Regions from separate parts of the Homo sapiens genome. Here region 2 is linked to region 1. Evidence: chromatin loops called from intact Hi-C (ENCODE). Cell type or tissue: PC-9. All regions are shown on one strand. Each heading gives the region's core, and the rest is flanking DNA. Links, peaks and the distances in the headings are about the cores only.

Region 1 (7,716 bases), core at 1,035-6,034:
ACAGAGGTAAGTACATGTGCTTGTGCTCAGGGAACACACGTAAGAGCACCACCTACCTCGCACCTTGGGGATCAGGGAAGGATCCCCAGGAGGTGAGCCGTGAGTTGGGTTTTGAAGGTCAAGTAGGAGTTAGCCAGAAAACAAGGTCTTGGGTAGATGAGAAAAACAGTTTCTTTACACCCACACAACATTTCTGACACCAGAGGTCTGGGTTATTTCCCCCAGTGACCAATTCTCCAACACCAACTGGGTGTCCTACAATTTAATTCTGACACTATCAAGCTGCAGCTCCTGTCAGATCCCACACTTTCAGGGCTCAGTCCCACCAGACTGCCCCCATTGCAGATGCCAATGGCAAGTCTGGGTCTCAGGTATTTCTGACCAAACAGCTATAAGTTAGCGGTTCCAATGGCCCCCTCCCTTGGGCTCAATAATTTGCTAGAATGGCCCACAGATTCAATGGCCCACAGATCTCAGAGAAACACTACATTTACCAGCTTATTATAAAGGACACAACTCAGGAACAGTTAGATGGGAGATGGATAGGGCGAGGTAGGGGTGGGGCAGGGGGTAGGGCTTCCACGTCCTCTCTGGGCACCCACCCTCCAGCACCTCCATGTGTTCTGTAGTCTAGAAGCTCATCAGATCTCACTGTTCAAGAGTTTTCACAGACCTCAAAATCCAGCACCCAACTCCCATTCCCAGAGGCTGAAGGGTGGGTGGGGCAGGTGAGGGTGCAGTTTGAAATAATATATATTGATGATGCTCCAGCAGTTTTAAGCAAAATCTTGAGCCATTTATGTCCAGAATTTTTGACAAACAAAACCAGACAAAACAACCAATCCCACAAAACAAAACTAAACAAAACTAAACAAAAACCAACCAGCCAAACAACCAAACCCAACCAAAAAACCCTAGAATTCATTGTTTTGCGATGCACTGTCACACTGAATCATGCCTGTAACTGATGTTCTAGAAGAGTTCAGTTTCCTCTAAGGGTAATCAGTTATGTGATAAAGAGGTGTTAAATACTTGGTGATGATTTAAAATCCAATCTTAATTTGGTCCCACCTTGAGATCTGTTCATCTTTTTTTTTTTTTTTTTTTTTTTTTTGAGACAGAGTCTCGATCTATCTCTCAGGCTGGAGTGCCGTGCAGTGGTGCAATCTTGGCTCACTGCAGCCTGGACCTTCTAGGCTCAAGAGATCCTCCTTCCTCAGCTCCCCTGAGTAGCTGGGACCACAGGCATGTGCTACCCCATCCAGCTAATTTTAAACTTTTTTTGTAGAGACAGGGTCTCACTATGTTGCCCAGATTGGTCTCGGACTCCTGGGGTCAAGCGATTCTCCTGCCTGGGCCTCCCAAAGTGCTGGGGAGATCTGTTCATTCTTTTTTTCTTTTCTTTTCTTTTTTCTTCTTCTTCTTTCCTTCCTTCCTTCCTTCCTTCCTTCCTTCCTTCCTTCCTTCCTTCTTTCTTTCTTTTCTTATTGAGACAGGGTCTTGCTCTGTCACCCAGGCTGAAGTGCAGTGGCGCGATCTGGGCTCACTGTAATCTCTGCCTTCCAGGTTCAAGCAATTCTTCTGCCTCAGCCTCCCGAGTAGCTGGGACTACTGGTGCACGCCACCATGCCCGGCAAATTGTTGTATTTTTAGTAGAGACAGGGCTTCACCATATTGGCCAGGCTGGTCTCGAACTCCTGACCTTGTGATCCGCCCACCTCTGCCTCCCAAAGTGCTGGGATTACAGTCATGAGCCACCACACCCGGTGATCTGTTCATTCTTAATGGAAAAATGCTTGATACTTTATAAGCCAAATGGTGACACAATTGGCCCTATTTTAGTCCAACAGGGAAAAAGGCAAAAATTATACATTTCAGCAGACCTGGTACATTTGATAGCTTAAACTGACATAAAAATTGTCTTCTAAAACTAAGATAAAACAAAATGGGGATAGTGATACTTCCTCATGGAGTTGTGGGAAGGGTGGAGTGAGATTCATGTGCAAAGAGTTTGCACAGTGCCTGGCACATCAAGGACATTGATGGGTGAGAGTCCCCAGTGTTGGGACCATTGCTGGGGTGGGAGTGGCCTGTGCCTCCAGCAGGGAAGAAGGGCAGATGAGCTTTCCGGAACGTACTCCTCAGAACCTGGGTCCTAAGTCTGTTTGCACGCATGTGCCCTGCGTGTATTCTCTGCCGGGGCATTAGCGGACAGGGACCCTTCTCCACATGAAAGCACTCGGGGAATCACGGCTTGCTGAAGCCAGAGCACAAGGCGGAGATCACCTGCACCAACCCATCCTACATGGAAAGGACAGCTGAGTCCCGAGAGGGCCGTAGGGTCACAACTTCCTAGGAAGCCGGGGCTGGAGCCAGGCCCCCTGCCTGCCCTCTCTGTCGCTGTGCCCCGCTCTGTGCTCCACAGGCAGCTCCTCAGCCGCAGCGCCTTCAGTTCCATCTGGTCTAGAGGGAAGGGAGTGCGGGTCGCCCGGCCCCTGGAAGCTCACCTCTAAAGCCCCAAGGGCACCGTAGGGGAGGCTGTGTCCACAAAGGCTCCTAGGAGGAGCTTTCATGACACTTTATGAGAAAAAGTCCCACAGTCCTGCACTGAGCCTTCACCTCACCTGAGCTCTTCTCAAAGTCAAGTCATAGCGGGCGGGGGACGGGGGGCGGGGGGCGGAAACTGAAGTGCAGAGTGAAGGGCTCTGAGAAAGCACTCCCAGGCCTGGGCCAACAGGCCCCGTGGCACCTTCGGGAACATCTCTGTGCATGAAAAGCTGCAGTCTGCTGTTACTGTTTCAGTAACGGGGTCAATATTTCTATATCCGGACACTGCGCAGTCTCTAGGCCTCCCGAGGGTTTGAGTTCTCCGGAGTCCAGACTCATAAACCACACCTCCCTCCCTCTGCAAAAAAGAGCGTGCGGGTCCAGGTAGGTGAGCGGCGGCGCTGTCCCTTCAGCTCCAGGAGGGAGAGGGCGCCCCCACCTGGTTACAGGCAGCATGGCAGCGAGAGGCCAGGGCTGAACGCGGCGCAGGATCCTCTCCTGGTGGCCTTGTCCCTGGGTGCCCCTCAGAACCACCCGGGGACATCCCCAAATTACAGAAACCTGGACCCTCACCACAGACCCTGAATCAGGAAGTATGAGGTGTGCCCCAGGCATTTTAAAACAACAACAACAAGCTCTATAGAGCTTCTGATAAACACCCAAGTTGAGAACTGCAGGGTATTAAGATCAGAAATGAGGTGTCAAAAATAACTTCTAGCTAACAATAGTTAAGGTGCCAACACCTGTGAATCATTTGTCATTATATGCAAATTAGAGGCCCGTGGCAGTGGCTCACGCCTGTAATCCCAGCACTCTGGGAGGCTGAGGCAGGAGGATCACTTGAGCTCTGGAGCTTGAGACCAGTCTGGGCAACATGGTGAGACCCCGTCGCTACTAAAAATAAAAGCGAATTAGCCAGGCCTAGCAACGAGTGCCTGTAGTCCCAGCTACTGGAGAGGCTGAGGTGGGAGGATTGCTTGAGCCTGGAGGTCAAGGCTGCAGTGAGCTGTGATTGCTCCACAGCACTCCAGCCTAGGCAACACTGAGATCTTGTCTCAAAAAAAAAAAATTTCATATATATATATATATATATATATACACACACATATAAAAAATATAATGTATATATATAATATAATGTGTATATATAGAGATACACACACACACATATATATATATGTATGTATAATTAGAGCAGATATGAGGCCATTCCTCTCTTTCCCTTGCATTCTCAGAGAGAAAAGGCCTGTGTGGGGGCTCTGCTGGGTGCCCTACATGCCTGCAGCCCTCCTGAGCCTTGTTGGAGACTATCACTGATCTCTGCCCCAGTTAGGATGGTTTCAAATTGGTCTAGTCTAGTGCTTTACTGGCTTCCCAAAAGCTTTGGGCTAAGTTCAAATGGGGGACTCCCCTGGAAGTGTGCCTCAAAAGCAGATGTCATCCACACTGTGTTTCTCAGCAGGAAGTCTCCCCACCAGCACAGCTGTTCTCCACTGTGACAAGCATAGGAGCCCCCAGGGACTGTGCTGAAGAGCAGATTCTGATGAGCAGGGCCGGGTGGGGCCTGAGAGTCTGCATGTCTAATAAGCTCCCAGGGGACACCTTGTTGCTCTCCAAGGACCACATGTGAGGGTCTACACCACTTACTGACAATACTGCTCTAGCTATGACCAGCTGGAAAGGCTTCTGAAGAGGAGCTTCATAGCTAAGCTGACCAACCCTCTTGGTTTTCTTGGGGCTGAGAGGTTTGCCCAGACTTGAAACCTGGGATGGTCCCAGGGAGACCAGAATTCTTGGTTACCCTGTGCACAGCTGTGGCCCAATACAATTAGTTTAGGTAAAGCCTTGACATAGACGCCTGAGAAAGGCTCAAGAATGCTTACAAAGAAACAAACAAGGCATTGTAAATCAATCTAGTGTAGAAAAAATACTCTTAAAGCACCGAGGGAAGGTAGATTAAATTCAAGGTCATCATGAAACTGAGCTTCTTGAGAGCTGAGTTCTGAGTGGGATGGGATAGAAAAGGGATTAGGGAATGATCTAGGTTGGGATGAAGGAAAGGGCTCCCATTGCTATACATGCCCGCTTTGGTTAGCGCTGATTTCATGAAAAGCCAGGTTCATCTGAGTTGTCAGAACCTACAAATCATATTCAAGTGTGTGCTGTCATATTTGTATTAAATTCCTGTATCTATATATTTTAGGTCACTTTCTCTCCCCAAAAGCCATGGCAGTTAACCTGGCCCTAAACCTAAGTTGCCCTGGCCTCCCTGCCCAGGTGCCTTCTAGAGAATGTCACATAATGCAGTGGTTTAATGGACTTCCCTGGTGACCACAGCCCTGGTCTGGATGTGGTCCTGTCTGCCCTGCCATGTGCCATGTGACCTAGGTAGAAAGGGAGTCAGTGTCTACCTGTCTGTGCCTGTCCTCCTGCCCTTACAGGGATGGCTGAGGCATGAGGGCTCTGACAGCCCTGGAGACACACAGAACCTCACCAATATGGAAGAGTCTGGGAAAACCTTGGGGCCACCCTGAGAAGGCACTTCACAACAAAGACTGCACACAGTACTTTTTGGAGGGCAGCCATATTCTGGCCTATGGGTTTGGTTCCTAGAACTCGAAGTATGTGGGTTTCCTGAGTGTGTAAAATCCTGAGAGATGGTAATAAACCACACCCTTTGGGATGAGGTACAGAGAGCCTTCATATTTATAAAATATATGAGGCCAGGCATGGTGGCTCACACCTGTAATCCCAGCACTCTGAGAGGCCAAGGTAGAAGCATTGCTTGAGCTCACGAGTTTGAGTCCAGCCTGGGCAACATAACGAGAGCCTGCCTCTACAAAAATAAAATAAAATAAAAAGTTAGCTGGGCATGGTGGTGTGTGCCTGTGATCACAATTATTCAGGAGGCTGAAGTGGGAGGATTGCTTGAGTATAGGAGTTTGAGGCTGCAGTGAACTATGATTGCACCATTGCACTCCAGCCTGGGCAACAGAGTGAGACCGTGTCTCAATTAAAAAAAAAATATATATATATATATATATATGTATGCATGTATATGTGTGTGTATATATATATATATACATATGTATGTATGTATGTATGTGTGTGTGTGTATATGTATATATGTATATATACCGCTTTATTTCTTTAGCAGTGGTTAAGATTTGAACTTTGGAATCAGGCAGAACTGTAGGTCCAGCTCTGGCATTTTCTCACCCTCTAGAGCCTGGGTTTCCTCATCTGTAAAATAGAGATGGTAACAGTGCCTCCTCTTCGGGGCCTCTGGGCCTTGGCCGTCACACAATGCTCCTCCAAGAGCAGCTATGTTATCACTACTCTTATCTCACAGACAGCTGGAGGAGGGTCACGGGGGCAGCGGGCGCTCTGCAGGAGGCCTCCTTTAAGGGCAGTTGTCATTAGCACGCTGTTAGCAATGGGAAGCTCCAAGATGCTGCCAAACCACTTGAAAAGATGTGTTAGAAATCCCCATTTGGTAAAGAACAAAATTCTCAGTTCACAGAGCTTAGTCAATGCTTTTGTTGTCATTGTTGTTAATAAATGCTTTATTTTTGAAGAGTTTTAGATTTATAGAAAAGCTATAAAGATAGTACAGAGTTCCCATTTCTCACAGGGGTCCTGCACTGGCTCCCTGCTGGGGCGGGCTTGCAGTAGTCCAGTGGTTCAGTTTTGGTCTGGCTTCCTTTTTTCTGTGGTGACTGTCTAGCCCACAAGCTGAGTTATGGAGATGCTGCAGCTTTTCTGTTTGTAAAAATGACCTTGATCCCCGCCTACACTCGTTTCCTCTGTGTGCACAAACACACATGTGCACAGGCCCACCCACAGCATGCGGTCATGCAGTGTGAGGAGCACACCCACTGAGCTAGGCTCAGGTGACCCCTGACTGCTACCCCTTGCAGACCCAAGGTCGATCAGAGCCCCTGCAGAGGAAGCACTGTTACCATCTCGTGGCTTCTGGATGGTCCAGAGGGGGCTTTCTTGGAGATAAGTGAGCCAGACCTCCAAGAATCTGTAGGGTGGGTGGGCACATTTGGGTGTTCTCTTTTGCAGATGAGAAGTATTCATGGTGGCCTGAGGCTTGAGGCTTAAACACTATGAGCCTCAGTTTCCTTTTTTGGAAAATGGGAATAAACCAATGCTTCAGTCCTGGGAATGTGGTGAAGAGTGAAGGAGAAGCATGAGTAGCACCGGGCCTGGCACGGATGAGTGCGGTGCTTTTATCATTCCAGCTGTGTGGACCACACCAGCCACACCAGGTGGACATGTGGCCTCAGCTCACCAGATTCTCCTGCCCTCTGCCTCTGCCCAGGGTGGAGGGGAGTGAAGGCAGTGCCACAGCCCGGTACAGACCTGAATCATTGTATGCTTGACAGGCTCCAAGGCCTCCTTAAGTTAGGTCTTCACTCTGTGTACCATGACATTCCTCCAGAAAAACAAAAGTGCAAAGAACATCTTCTAATTTAAAACATGTTTTATGGTCGGGCTTGGCGGCTTATGCTGTAGCAGGATGAGCCGCAGACAAAAGTCCTCAAACTCTGAATTAAAGAAGGAAGGGGTTTATTCGGCCGGGGGCATTGGCAAGACTCCTGTCTCAAGAGCCGAGCTCCCCGAGTGAGCAATTTCTGTCCCTTTTAAGGGCTCACAACTCTAAGGGGGTGCACATGAGAGGGGCATGATTGATTGAGCAAGTGGGGGGTACGTGTCTGGGGGCTGCATGCACCGGTAATTACATCGGAACAAAACAGGATAGGGATTTTCACAGTGCTTTTCTATCCAATGTCTGTAATCTATAGATAACATAACCAATTAGGTCAGGGGTCGATTTTTAACTACCAGGCCCAGGGTGTGGCGCCGGGCTGCCTGCTTGTGGATTTCATTTCTGTCTTTTAGTTTTTACTTTTTCTTTCTTTGGAGGCAGAAATTGGGCATAAGACAATATGAGCGGTGGTCTCCTCCCTTATTCCCCCCCTTTGAGAATCTCACTCAATAGTGGGAGTTCTCACTTTCATTTTTACTTCCCATGTCTTCTTGCAAGACAGATCGATAGTGATTCACATAGTACATTGTGCTGAAGCATTTTGGTGAACTAAGGTAGTGATGAAGCTTTTTATCATTTGAAGAAGTACAGGTAGCAAACAAGGGAGCAGT
Region 2 (7,716 bases), core at 1,551-6,550, 230 kb before region 1:
TCGTGTGACTCTTTCTGTCCTTAGAGCGGATGCCTCCAGCCATTGCCCAGAATGGGATGGAGGGAACAGGAGAAGGGTGCACAGAGAAGTGGTGGGGGTGGAGTGGGGGTGGAGTTGGGGAGGGCTGGGGTTGACAGCTGAGAAGAGAGTGACGGTGAAGAGGCTGTGTTTTCTCTCACCTCCTAAGTGTGTGTGTCTGCATGTTTCTGTGAGATAGGTGTTCATGCAGGGAGAGGAGCTGTCCTACTTTTGGGGAACGGGGTGCTGTTCTTCACAACGTGCTTTCTTTCTTTTCCCACTACCATCATCCTAGTTCACAACCTCATTATGTCTTCCTGGAATATTGCTTTCACTTCCTAATTTCCTTGCTGCTAGTTTCAGTCTCCTCTGAGTGAACCTTTCTTACCATTGCTTCCCAATTCATTCTTCTTTTTTTTTTTTTTTAAATCTAGACAGAGTCTTACTCTGTTGCCCAGGCTGGAGTGCAGTGGCACGATCACAGCTCACTGCAGCCCTGACCTCCTGGGTTCAAGGGATCCCCCACCTCAGCTTCCTGGGTAGCTGGGATTACAGGCGCGTGCCACCACATCGGGCTAATTTTTTGTATTTTTTTGTAGAGGCGGGGTTTCACCACGTTGCCCAGGCTGGTCTCAAACTTTTGGGCTCAAGCAATCCACCCACCTTGGCCTCCCAAAGTGCTGGGATTACATATGTGAGCCCCCGCGCCAGCTGCAATTCACTCTTCTTGTTAAAAAAAAAAAAACAAAACTGGGTTCCCAATACAGTGCACATTCTTCAATATATCATTGAAGATCCTCCACAATTAGACACAGGCCTAGCAGCCAGACCTCTCTTTTCTTTTTTTTTTTTTGAGACGGAGTCTCGCTCTGTCGCCCAGGCTGGAGTGCAGTGGCGCAGTCTCGGCTCACCGCAAGCTCCGCCTCCCGGGTTCATGCCATTCTCCTGCCTCAGCCTCCCGAGTAGCTGGGACTACAGGCGCCTGCCACCACGCCCGGCTAATTTTTTGTATTTTTAGTAGAGACGGGGTTTCACCGTGTTAGCCAGGATGGTCTCGATCTCCTGACCTCGTGATCTGCCCGCCTCGGCCTCCCAAAGTGCTGGGATTACAGGCGTGAGCCACTGCACCCGGCCCAGACCTCTCTTTTCTACGGCCCTCTGTGTGTATCCCAGCCCGCAGTAAAACTGGCACCCTGGGCATTCCATGAGCTCAGTTTGCACTATCTTACCTTTGTGGCTTTGCTCATATTTTCCCTCTGTCTGAACACTCTTCCCTCCATCCGTGAAAAACCTGTTCGTCCTTCCATGTCCTGATTTCTAGCCAGACACAATACTCAGTATTCCTCCATAGCCCGTATCCCAATCCATCTGTGTGAAGCAGTCTAGCTGCATGGCCCTGGGGTCGGAGGCACTGTAGACAAATGGAGGCTAATGTTACCATGTCCTGCCAGGAGCAGCCAGCTCCCTCCACTGCCCCATGCCTCCCATCAGCTCCCTGGCTATTCTGGCCTCCAGCCCTGGTTCTCACCCTGGCTTGAAGCAATCCTGGCTGATCTGCCTGCTGGCCATCCCCAGTGTTCGCCTCGGAGACTGAGGCAGAGAGGCAAGCTGTCTGAGCTCTGAGCAGTGGAGAGGCTGGAGCAGGGCCTGCTAGTATCACAGAGGCTCACCGTGGGCCTCAAGTGCAGCTGAGGCTCTGAACTGAGGGCTGAGGTAGGAGGGAGTGGGCAGTGACTAAAACTTGCAAGAAAGTTTTAATTTTTTTAATTTTTTTTAAGAGTACTTATCTATCTCTTTCCTCCTAGTCATTCTCACCCTCCTCCAGCAGCAGCCTCCTCTTGGTCAGAATTTAGAATATGTTGTTGCTTTGGATGGCTGGGGTTTCAGTTTCCAGCTAGGTTCTTCCCTGTCCATCTTTCCTCCCTCCTGGCCCTTCTTTTTCCTAGACTATCTACTATGTGCAAATCATCATGTATATGTGTAGCAGGGACAGAGTCCCTGCCCCCAGGAAGCTCCCAGATGTTGTCACCTATGTCAGGGTACTCAGTGAGTGTCCGTGGTGCCAAGGTCTAGCTGAGGTGTCCAAGTGGCACTGAGGGAGACTTGAGCAGGACACACATTATTTGTGTTGACTAAGGAGGTATATGAAACCTGGAAGACCCTGTGGAAGGTGGAGTGAGCAAGGAAGACACCAGGGAAAACAAAGACAAAGAGGCTGGGCACAGTGGCTCACATCTATAATCTCAGCACTTTGGGAGGCTGAGGTGGGCAGATCATTTGAGGTCGGGAGTTTGAGACCAGCCTGGCCAACATGGTGAAACCCCATCTCTACTAAAAATACAAAATTAGCCGGGCATGGTGGTACGTGCCTGTAATCCCAGCTATTCGGGAGGCTGAGGCAGGAGAATCATTTGGACCTGGGAGGTGGAGGCTACAGTGAGCTGAGATGGCGCCATTGCACTCCAGCTTGGGTGACAGAGCAAGACTCCATTTCAAAAAAAAAAAAAAAAGGCAAAGAAAGGAAGCCAGAGGTGGCCTTTGGTTTCCCACCACTGCAGTCCAGCCTGATTCCAGAGCCAGCTGTGAACCCAATTCCTAAAGCTCAAATCTGAGGCTTCTGCTCCTACGTGGGCCGTGTGTTAGGTTGCTTGCCAGCTCGTGTTTTCCCCTCACACCCCTACCTGCCATGTGTTTTCATCTATGGATTCTGCAACAAGCTTTGAACCACAGGACCTCCCTCTGGATGACTGGATCTGGACAGGTAACCTTGGAAGCTTTCCAAGGCCATGTTTTCTGCTGTAAAGATGGTAAAAGAAAGCCCAGCTGGGTTCCTGCCCCAAATTCCCTGAACTGCCCCACCTTGTGTCCTCATACTGCAGTGAGATATTCATCTTTGTGCTTTTTTTTCAGGAAAGATACGTGACCTTTCCCTCCTCAGAGGCACCCACAAGTCCCTGAGGAGAAATGAAGGGTTAAAGCAACAAGGCAAAGACAAAAACAATGTTCAGCCTTTTCAACATCCGAAATAAAATATTGAGCATAGACAGAGAGATTTTTGTTGTAATAATAGACAAGAGAAAGAACAGTGGGATGACCATGGCCACTTTGGACATGCTGACTTTCTCATTGCTCCCTGAACCCCAGTACATTGCACGTCTCTGGGCCTTTGTCGGTGCTTGGCTCTCAGCATGCAACGCACTTCTCTCCCAACTCTGCCCAGCAAGCTCCAGCCCATCTCCTATGATTTACCCAAGTCAAAAGTCCTCCTTTCCAGGAAGCAGGAAGAACACTGAAGGCCCCGGGGCTGAGTACTACTGGCCTTCTGTTCTACTCTCTAGTAAAGCACCCGGCTTCTGATAACTTTATAATGTTCTGCTCACAGATCTGTCTCCTCTTCTAGACTGTAAATATCCAAAGGGAGGGATTGGGAGTTCATCTTTGCCTTCCTGGTGCTCAACATGGTGGCTGGCACATGGTAGGTAATCAAGAAAGTTTAACTATTTAACGCAAAATTCAGTGTCAAATTACCTAGCCTTCATGCAGTTTCCGGTCTGAGCCTTGCCACTGAGAAGTGGCTGTAAACACAAGAGCTATTGCTCAACCGATTCCTGGGTGTGGCTAGAAATGGCAGAGGCTAGTTCAATAGCGGGTGCCCCTAAGCCTTACTGCAAAGGATCCAGCATTCCCTGCCATGCCCTGAAGCAGCCTTATAATTCTGCAATCACTGCTAGATAAGCAGTGTAGCCCATAGGCCCTGAAGCTTGGCTCTTTTGTGACCAAGGTGAAGCCTCACCATCCCTGTCTCTGGGCTTCATGTTCTCCATCTGTCGTGAGGTTGTAGGTCCTAATTAGAAAGCTGTTAGAGATTCCTGAAAGGACTGTTATTGTACTGCAGCACAAAGAATATTATGTCAGGGTGCTATAAGAGCACAGCAAATAATGTGAACGAGGAAATAATAAGGGCACTTATTCCCAGAAGCATATTGATTTAAACCACAAAAACTCCTTGGAACAGGGCTCAAGAATTATAAAAGCCTGAGCAATCAGCAACCCCTGTGGGAGGGGAGCCCATGCCAGGCAATTGCTGGAGAGTTCATTTGGTTGGTCTTGGCAGGCCAGTTTTGTCCCTCAGGTGTTCTTGCTTTGGTGAAATTTCCCTGTTGTAATGAGCCCAGCCTACCTGCTGGGTTCTAGGGAGAAAGGACTATTATTTCCACATCCTTTGCATAAGAAGCAAAGGACTGGCCTTAGCACACAAGTGAATTCACTTATCATCCTCTGTGTGATGAAAACAGATCTCCAGATAACAGAAGCTGCATCATCACTTCTGCTTCTAAAGTCTGCATAGCAGGTCACACCCTGACCCAGCCACTGCTATCTCTGGACAGCAACTTGGGAAAACCAGTTACTCAGTAAATATGAAAAATAAAAAGTCACCTTAACAAATGCGTCATCCTGGAGTAGAAAAGCATGTTTAAACCTGCTTCCAACAGCAGAAAGGGCAGAGCCTGTAAGAAAAAAAGAATGATGGCACTAATTGGACAAAAATTTTAATTTAAAACTTGAAATGGGGGAGCACTGACCCCATTTCTCTGGAGTTTGCACATCCCAGGGGAAAGAAATAAAACATTAAATGGCAAAAAGTATCATAAGCCAAACTCTAAGATAGAATAAATTATAGGGAATATATTTGCAGCATTCATAATAGATATCAGAGTAATATCCTTAATATATAAAGGCATTTACAAATCATTAAGAAAAAGATCAGCAACTAGCATGGGAAATTGAGAACACAAAGAATCCACAAAAGAAAAAATAAAAATGACCAATGAACAGCTAAAAAAAAAAATGTAATAATGTAGCTATGAGCAGTGGGCCTGCCTGTAGTCCCAGCTACTCGGGAGGCTGAGATGGGAGGAATTGCTTAAGTCCAGGAGTTAAAAAAAAAAAAAAAGTAATAGTGAAATAAATATAATTTAAAAATGCAAATTTAAGCAATGAATTTAATTTTTACCTATTAGATTGGCCAATTTTTTTTTAGTGGTAAGTGGTGAGTTCATGTATGACATTGAGTGGTAAGTGGTGAGTTCGTGTTCTAAAGCAAACAATAACTATATTCTATGACCCTGCAGTTCCATTCCTAGTTTCTCCTAAAGAAACCTTTGCACCTGGGCATAAGAAGACACATAGGAGAATGCTTAGAACACCCCTGTTTATAAGAGCAAATGCTGGAAGAAACCCAAATATCCATCAATAGATACATAGATATATAAATTATATATTTGTATAATAGAACACTATACAGTGGTAAAAATGAGTGAATTGTAGCTACATATAGCAAGAGGCATGAACATAAAGTTGAGCGTGTGAAGTCAGTCACTCTAATTCCATTTGTATAAATTGTATGGTGTTAGAAGTCAGAATAGTGGTTCCTTTCAGACAAAGACAGTAACTGGGAGGGAGTCAAAAGGGTTTCTGGGGTGCTAGTAATGTTTTGTGTCTTGATCTAGGCATGTGCTCCCTCAGAAAATGCACCACGCTGAACTTAATATACATGCACTTCTCTAAAAAAATTAAACGAAAATAATCAAAAGATATATTTCAATTATTTTTAATAGGTCTGCAGTATAAGAAAAATCACCTCAATTGCTTACTTTCCAAGATATATTAGAGGCATAGAAAAATAATGTAAGAATACATTTTCTTATCATTAACATTCTGAAACATGAGAGGAAGCCCCTCAAAATGCAAGGCCCCCTTCATTGTATACAATATTTAGTGTAGCACGCAGGCAAATACAGGTTTACAGATTTCTAAGAAATGGGTCTGGTATCATCTCCTTCTCCTTTGTCCAGCACTTTCTGAGCTGCCAGCAGGGAAGGCATTTGAATGTGTGACATACTTCATTTACAAATTTTTTAAAGCAAGTTATAAAAGAATACATAAGTACAATTTAATTTCTATAAAGGAAAAATATGCAGAACTAAGGCACATATTGTTAAAGGATACAAGCATATGTGGTAAAACTAACTAAAAGCAAGGAACTGGTAGAGACACAGTTTAGGAAAGTGGATTCTTCTTCTGAGGAGGAGGAGTGCAGGGATGGGGTCAGAGAAGGCACAGGGGGGCTTCTAGGAGACTGGTGATATTCTAGCTCTGAAGCTAGATGGTGGGTTCACAGATAAATATCTGTGTATTCTTTACGTCCTTCACATTAGAAATATTATTTGTATGTATTTAATATTTAATAAAAACAAATTTAAAATTATTTTAAATAGACTTTTATGCCATTCCTGTTGGGGGTGGGGTGGAGTATAAATTGGTAGAGTTTTTCTAGATGAAAGAGTGGCTATGAGTGAAAAATCATGTAAAGATTATACTTCTAAGAAATTTTCCTAAAACAGTGATCAGACAAGAAAGCAGAGGTATTATAAAAATATATTTATCAAATGTGGTTTATTAAGACAAAAATTAGAAACCATCTAAAGTCTTAAAATAGAAACTGATCAAATTATACTACTCCATAAAATAGAAAACTATGTAATATTAAGATTGATGATGATGATGTACATCTGTTGACTGTCATTGAACTACATTCATGATATATTTTTTAGTAAAATAAAGTTTCAAAACATTATGGTTATGGTATGATCTAATTATTTTTAACACAATATATTTTCATGTAAAGGTACATAAGTAAGAAGGTCTATAGCAATATTAATAAGGTGATTCTTTCTAAATGGTACATGTATTACTCACAGTCAAGAAAATAGGCCCAGTGCAGTGGTTCGTGCCTGTAATCCCAGCACTTTGGGAGGCCAAGGAAGGGAGATCTCTTGAGCCTAGGAGTACGAGACCAGCTTGAGCAGCATACTGAGACCCCGTCCCTACAAAAAAAAAAAAAAGAGAGAAAGAAAGAAAAGAAAAATTAGCCAGATGTGGTGGTGCACTCCTGTAATCCAGCTCCTCAGGAGGCTGAGGCAGGAGGATTGCTTGAGCCCAGGAGATCAAGGCTGCAGTAAACCGAGATTGCACCACTGCACTCCAGCCTGGGTAAAAGAGCAAGATCTTGTCTCAAAAATAAATAAATAAATAAAAATAAGCAGAAGAAAATAATCAAAAGATATATTTCAATTATTTTTAATGGGTCTGCAGTATAAAAAAATCACCTCAATTGCTTACTTTCCAAGATATAGTACAGGCATAGAAAAATAATGTAAGAATACATTTTCTTATCATTAACATTCTGAAACATGAGAGGAATCCCCTCAAAGTGCAAGGCCCCCTTCATTGTATACAATATTTAGTGTAGCACACAGGCAAATACAGGTTTACAGATTTCTAAGAAATGTGTCTGTATCATCTCCCTCTCCTTTGTCCGGCACTTTCTGAGCAGCCAGCAGGGAAGGCATTTGAATGTTGGCAGCCTTCAGCTGCATCCACAGCCGCATCTCAGTCAGCACCACACAGCTGCCTTCTGGGGTGAGGCAGCCGAGAGGGCAGGACAGGAGGGTGTGGCCAGGGGACACCTGGCGCTGGAGTAACAGCCCTGACTGCTCTAAGCATAAGACTGCCGCTCTTGACTCAGAACCTCTCCCCATCTCACCAAAACCATCACCCACACCTCTGGAGTGTTTTTAGGTGACAAATTCACTGATCAGTAAATCACTATAAAAAGCTCTTTCCGGTTGGGTGCGG

What was found. Peaks named below come from ENCODE experiments on the same cell type or tissue, not always from the same donor. Only the 100,000 strongest peaks of a DNase experiment are listed, where the experiment ranks them.
Region 2: it touches region 1 in a loop (4-fold over the local background); 10 of 110 quality-filtered maps call a loop at or near these places.

What each region holds. Positions count from the first base shown.
Region 1 is chr1:211,693,932-211,701,647 of GRCh38, reverse strand. No RefSeq gene overlaps it. Among named protein-coding and RNA genes, the nearest start is that of NEK2-DT, 22 kb to the right of the region's middle. RefSeq lists a silencer at 2,623-2,682 and an enhancer at 5,890-6,389. In PC-9, for the core only: CTCF peaks have their summits at 2,778 and 2,977 (motif pointing left); a DNase peak (open chromatin) is centred at 2,947.
Region 2 is chr1:211,925,073-211,932,788 of GRCh38, reverse strand. No RefSeq gene overlaps it. Among named protein-coding and RNA genes, the nearest start is that of LPGAT1-AS1, 98 kb to the right of the region's middle. RefSeq lists an enhancer at 3,946-4,447. In PC-9, for the core only: no CTCF peak of the experiment used is centred there; DNase peaks (open chromatin) are centred at 3,618 and 4,328; H3K27ac peaks cover 2,581 bases.